Linked DNA regions of Homo sapiens: region 1 is linked to region 2. The links are chromatin loops, found by intact Hi-C in ENCODE. Cell type or tissue: CD4-positive, alpha-beta T cell. All regions are shown on one strand. Links, peaks and the distances in the headings refer to the core of each region. The heading gives the core; the rest is flanking DNA. Region 1 has its middle 50 kb from the start of TMCC3. Region 2 overlaps USP44 (ubiquitin specific peptidase 44).

The links. A loop is a pair of places that touch in the nucleus more often than their neighbours do. Peaks named below come from ENCODE experiments on the same cell type or tissue, not always from the same donor. Only the 100,000 strongest peaks of a DNase experiment are listed, where the experiment ranks them.
Region 1: a loop joins it to region 2, with 2.6 times the contacts of the local background. A loop is called at or near these places in 1 of 110 quality-filtered maps.

The regions. Positions count from the first base shown.
Region 1 is chr12:94,698,627-94,701,547 of GRCh38, forward strand. No RefSeq gene overlaps it. Among named protein-coding and RNA genes, the nearest start is that of TMCC3, 50 kb to the left of the region's middle. RefSeq lists an enhancer at 2,771-2,840. In CD4-positive, alpha-beta T cell, for the core only: no CTCF peak of the experiment used is centred there; a DNase peak (open chromatin) is centred at 1,425.
Region 2 is chr12:95,532,964-95,535,884 of GRCh38, forward strand. USP44 (ubiquitin specific peptidase 44) reads right to left here. Exons shown (of 6, transcript NM_032147.5): 2 at 1-1,363. The coding sequence starts at 1,293. Among named protein-coding and RNA genes, the nearest start is that of USP44, 17 kb to the right of the region's middle. In CD4-positive, alpha-beta T cell, for the core only: CTCF peaks have their summits at 1,633 (motif pointing left) and 1,833; a DNase peak (open chromatin) is centred at 1,598.

The DNA of each region.
Region 1 (2,921 bases), core at 145-2,644, 830 kb before region 2:
CTGGAAAAAAGTAATAATTGTTCTAAAAAGTTCCAAAAATACAAAAATTTAAACAGTAGAGAGTGAAAGCAAGCAAACAACTTCTCCCCAACCCAAATGACAACAGGCGTCAGCAGACTATGGCCTGTGGCCAAAGCCAGTCTGCACCTATTTTTATACCGCCTGTGAGCTTAGGATTGTTTTTATACTTTTAAATGACTGAAGACAGGAATAATATTTTGTGACATGTGAAAATTATATGAAATTCAATGTTCAATGTCCATGAAATTTTGGTGGCACATGGCCACGTCCATCCCTTTATATATAAAATCTGTGGCTACTTTCAAGCCAGAGCTGCAGAGTTGAGTAGCACCCCCGATCTAAAAGAATAGATTCTTTGGCCTTGCTAAAAAACACTTCTCTTTCCAACTCACCATCTCTTTTTTTTCTTTTTGAGACAGAGTCTCGCTCTGTTGCCTAGACTGGAGTGCAGTGGCATGATCTCAGCTCACTGCAACCTCTGCCTCCCAGGTTCAAGCAATTCTCCTGCCTCAGCCTCCCAAGTACCTGGGATTACAGGCCTGCACCACCACACTCGGCTAACTTTTTTACATTTTTAGTGGAGACGGGGTTTCATCATGTTGTCCAGTCTGGTCTCGAACTTCTGACCTCAGGTGATCCGCACGTCTTGGCCTTGCAAAGTGCTGGGATTACAGGTGTGAGCCACTGTGCCCAGCCCTAACTCACCATCTCTTATTCATCCATCTATACATCAAACAAGTTGTGTAATATAACACCTCCCGTTTGTCAACCGGTTTTTTTTTCATTTAACTATTTACTGTGGCTATCATACTCCAATCAGGCTGCTATAAAAAAATGCCATGGATTCTACACGACTGAAATTTATTTCTCACAGTTCTAGAGGCTGGGAAGTTCAAGATCAAGGCATTGGCAGACTCAGTGTCTGGTAGGACCTGCTTCCTCATAGATGGAGCCTTCTTGTTGCTTCCTCATGTGGTGGAAGGGGCAAACAAGCTCCCTCAGCCTAATCCCACTCATGAGGACTCTACCCTCTTGACCTAATCACCTCCCAAAGGTCCCACCTCCTAATACCATTGCACTGGGGATTAAGTTTCAACATAATGACTGGGAGTGGAGGCACACAAACATTCAGACTAGAGCAGTGGCCATCATTCTTCAGGTTTTCACAGAACAATCAACTTTCTAATATGTATGTCAATATCACCCATATCCCTATCAAGTTTCTTACAGGCATTTCATGACCAGCCATGCATTCAAAAGCATCTCTTCCCTACCTCACTTATCTTGCTGGGGAAACAGCACAGAGAGTACAGACTGCAAAGGGCTCATAAGAAATGGGAGCTATAACCCTGTGACTTCCCTTTGCAGTAAACACATGACCCTGGTAATCAGTCACTCTCCAACTTGGCTGGTCCGGTGTGGTAGAACACACCCTGGGTGACTGTGCAGTTTGGTTGGGAAAATATTTGCCAAGCAAATGTCTTGGGTAAGTGGGGAGTCCCAACCAAAAATGTGAGATGTTAGTCTTCTGCTCATTTAGCTAATGTGAAGAACTAGCTTTAGACTGTATAGTTTTCATACCTAATTCCTAGCAACTCACAGATTCATAGATAAACTGATTTTACATTGGCTTACTTCCTACAATTATTTTGATGGCACTTTGTTGATATTCTACTAACAAATGTGTTTTTTCCTAGAAAGTTTCAATTTAGTCAGTAAATATGTACTACTGTAGGTGGTCTTTGGTATTTGGTTTAGTGAGGATAGAGAAAAAAACATCTTTAGCATGCGAAAATTATTCCTGGAATAATTTTCAGGAATGGCTTAATTAAGAGTTAAGTTTTTGCTAGAAGAAACTTTCTATGATAGCACTAATATTAAAGAAAGCAAAACATTTTTTGATCTCACATATGATTCTAACGTATATTAGTTAACCAAATTGGCTGGTGTTCCAGTTACTGCTATATAATATGCCATCCCAAAAATTGGTGGCCTAAGACAATACTAGTCATTTATTTTTCTCATGAAATCTGCAATTAGGGCAGTGCTCAGCGGGAACAGCTCATCTCTGCTCTATGGGGCATTAACTGGGGTCATTCAATTGAGGCAGGGGATCCACTTCCAAGATGGCTCTCTCATATGGTTGGCAAGTTGCTGCTGGCTGTAGGATGGCAGCTAAGCTGGGCTGTCAGCCAGTGTCCACATTTCCTTTCCATGTGGGCCTCTCTATGGGCTTCTTGCAGCTTGGCAACTGGATTCTAAGAGTCAGTGTTCAAAGAAACCAAGGCAGATGCTACAAATCTTCTTACAGTCTACCTCATAAGTCAAGCAATGTCATCTCCACCGCATTCTACCAGTTAAGCAAATTGTTAAGACCAGCCCAAAGTCAAGCAGGGGATAATAAGATCCCACATCTCAGTGAAAGGAGTTGCAAATAATTCATGGCCACCTTGAATCTACCACAGCACATAAAAGAAACAATATAAATGAATCTCTGAAACTCATGGTTTGGATATCGAAGTGGCAAAGAGAAGCCAAGAGTAGAATTAGAGTCTCTCATGGTTGGACCAACTCTCTTGACAAGAAGGAAGACACAGTGGTCAAGAGCACAGGCCAAGGCCAGGAGCTATGGCTCACTCACACCTGTAATCCTGGCACTCTGCGAGGCTGAGACAGGTGGATCACCTGAGGTCAGGAGTTTGAGACCAGACTGGCCAACATGTGAAGCCCCATCTCTACTAAAAATACAAAAATTGGCCAGGCATGGTGGTGCACACCTGTAATCCCAGCCACTCAGGAGGCTGAGGCAGCAGAATCACTCGGACCTGGGAGGCGGAGGTTGCAGTGAGCTGAGATCACGCCATTGCACTCCAGCCTGGGTGACAGAGCGAGACTCTCTC
Region 2 (2,921 bases), core at 99-2,598:
AAGTTCACAAAGAAATTCCTGAGCGTCTTGTTGGGCGTAACCACGAAAGGCAGGAATGAGTCTCCACACTGAGTGTAGCATAGCAAATGGTGAGACCAACGCCCACTTTCCAGACCACATGACTTGGAACAAAGTATGCAATTCATGACAAAGAGAAATGTACTGTGAAGTTGGCTCCTTTGGCTGAATAAGTTCCATCTTTCTACCTTTTGATGCTCCACCACTTAGTCCTGATGACAGACTTGATTGTCTGGAGCAAACAAAACCTGTATCTTTTTCCTGACATTCATTCATTTGATATACTACTGTATCTGTGACTGGTGGATGCTTACAAGATCTTGTCTTCTCGCTAGCAGTCATAGCCAGCCATTGGTTCAGATCAAGCTTTAAAAAACATTGTCGAAAAATAAGTAAATGACTCAACACCTGAAGAACAGAATTCATATAGCAAGTATTTCCCAAATTTCTCAATCCTGTTACACCAGGAGTTACTATTGGCCTTCGTTTAACTGAGGAGTCACTGACTTTTTGAGATATTTCATTTTCTGAGGTAGAGAGTACTTTATCTTTTGCTGGTGATGCTGGCGTTTGTGCTGGCACCTGAACAGAAACTATTTCTATTATGGTCGACTGAGCGAGCCCTTGTAAACGTAAACTCTTTCTTGGAGGCATACTTTCCAATTCTGCTTTAACTTGATACTCCAATTCCTGCCGTCTTTTCTTTACTTCTCTTTTTACTACTATTTTTTCCTGAAATGGTTCTTCTTGCTTTTTTCTTCCAATGGGTGATTGTTCAAACCATGTTCGAAAGATTTTACCCATTAGTATCCTTCTCCTGTGCCAAAGAGCAGTATACAGTTGATCTTCACTTTGAAGCAGAGATTGGGCACCGTCATGTAAGAAATAAGAATCATCACCTGTACCCATGGACCGTAAAAACCTCCCACTACGAGTTGTGCAGTGATAATTTTGACTTTTGATGGCACTTAATGTACGTCGTAGTAACTTCAGGTCTCCAGTTGTGTTATCATTCAGAACATAATCATCACAAAGGTAACAAAAAACGTACATCTCATTCACCTCCAATGCAACAGGATGACTGCTTTCTTGAAAGTGCTTGAGTGCATGCTCTTCAATATATCTTCCACAGGCAACATGGGAGCAGCTAAGGCAAGCCCAAATGGACTCGGTCGTGTTGCAGTCCACACAGTGCCATTTCTGAGGGTTGAGGCTGGAATGGTCTTGAGCAAGCTGCAGCTGCCCAACATGTTTGCACGTATCCATTGCTAGCATTTATTTAGTCTAGCTGAGAAATGCATAATCCAAACAAGTCTCTGTTCACAACACTTGAAGCATCTGAAAACTAAACAGAACAATGTCAAGTGTTAATAACAAGATGCTAATATTTTTCATATTTTTTCCCAAGAATAATAAAGATTTGTGTCCTCTGCTCCCAATTTCTAGGCTGCTTATCATAATACCATTGGCAGTTCTCCCATTTCCCTTTCTCTAAACTTCCCTAACCTCACATCCACCTTGCTCTGAAAGCACAGACACTTCACTTTCTCTAATGAGGCGCCTTTAGCTTTTGTTTTTAACTTTCTGCCACCATCTAGTGGTGAAAAATGGGTAGTAATCACTTTCCACTGAAATAGCTTAAGATCTATCCTTTTTTACCCAGTAGTCTGAGGGCAGTTTCCAAAACTGCATTCCCTTTTTTTTTTTTTTTTGAGACAGAGTCTTGCTCTGTGGCCCAGGCTGGAGTGCAGTGGTGCGATCTCAGCTCACTGCAACCCCTGCCTCCTGGGCTCACGTGATTGCTGTGCCTCAGCCTCCCGGGTAGCTGGGATTATAGGAGTGCACCACCACATTCAGCTAATCTGTTTTTCGTATTTTTACTAGAGACAAGGTTTCGTCATGTTGCCCAGGCTGGTCTTGAACTCCTGAGCTCGGGTCATCTACCCGCCTTGGCCTCCCAAAGTGCTGGGATTACAGGCGTGAACCACTGTGCCTGGCCCCTTTTCTTAATGACAGGGGTTGGCAAGACCCAAATATATCTCACTAATATTTATAAACATTATGAGCCTTATGTGGAGTTAATAAAACATAATCAAAGATGAAAAGGTGAGTTTTAAGGCAGAAAAACATAGGTTTGAATTGTACCTTTGCCACACACTGTTAAATGTATGATTTTGAGCAAATGTTTTAACTTCTCTAAACCATCTGTAAAAGAGGGAAAATCATACCAACTTCAATTGAGTTGTTGAAGAACTGAGAGATAATATTTATCTGACACATGGTAAATGGTAGTTTTAATTGTATCTATAGTGAACGAATCTTATTACCCTATTTAAATAAATCATATTACCATTAAACTTATTTTTTTCCATTTGGTAAATCAATAATTACCTTTAATTCATGGCTCTATAACATACTCTGAGGCCGAACAGACTTGACAGTTGGCTTTAGGGAAAGAGAAAGACAGAAGAGGAGAATGTGCTTTTGTATTTGAATATTCTCAGAAACATACAAGGAAATAAAGAGAAAAAAAGGAAGAATATGAAGTGGGTGGCAATAAGCTTTTATTACATTCTAGCAGGCCTAAACCTATCTGAAATTATAAGCTTATTTTTTTAAAAAAGCTTATGTGATTTTTGACACAGAACTTGTTCCTTTATCAGTTAAAGTCAGGAACACTTCTGCTGTAAGTTATTTACATGTAATGAACAGAAATCTTATTTAAAAAGCCGTGATCACAAACACTTTTTTCATTGATTTAATACAAATCAAAGACAAATTTCAGGGTTTGGGTGGAGACCTAGTTACGGAACACTAAAAACACCCTATGTATCATGACCAAGGCATTAAATTTTTAGGGCAGTTGAAACTGTGAATTTCAACGGTACCTGCAAGTGCCACCT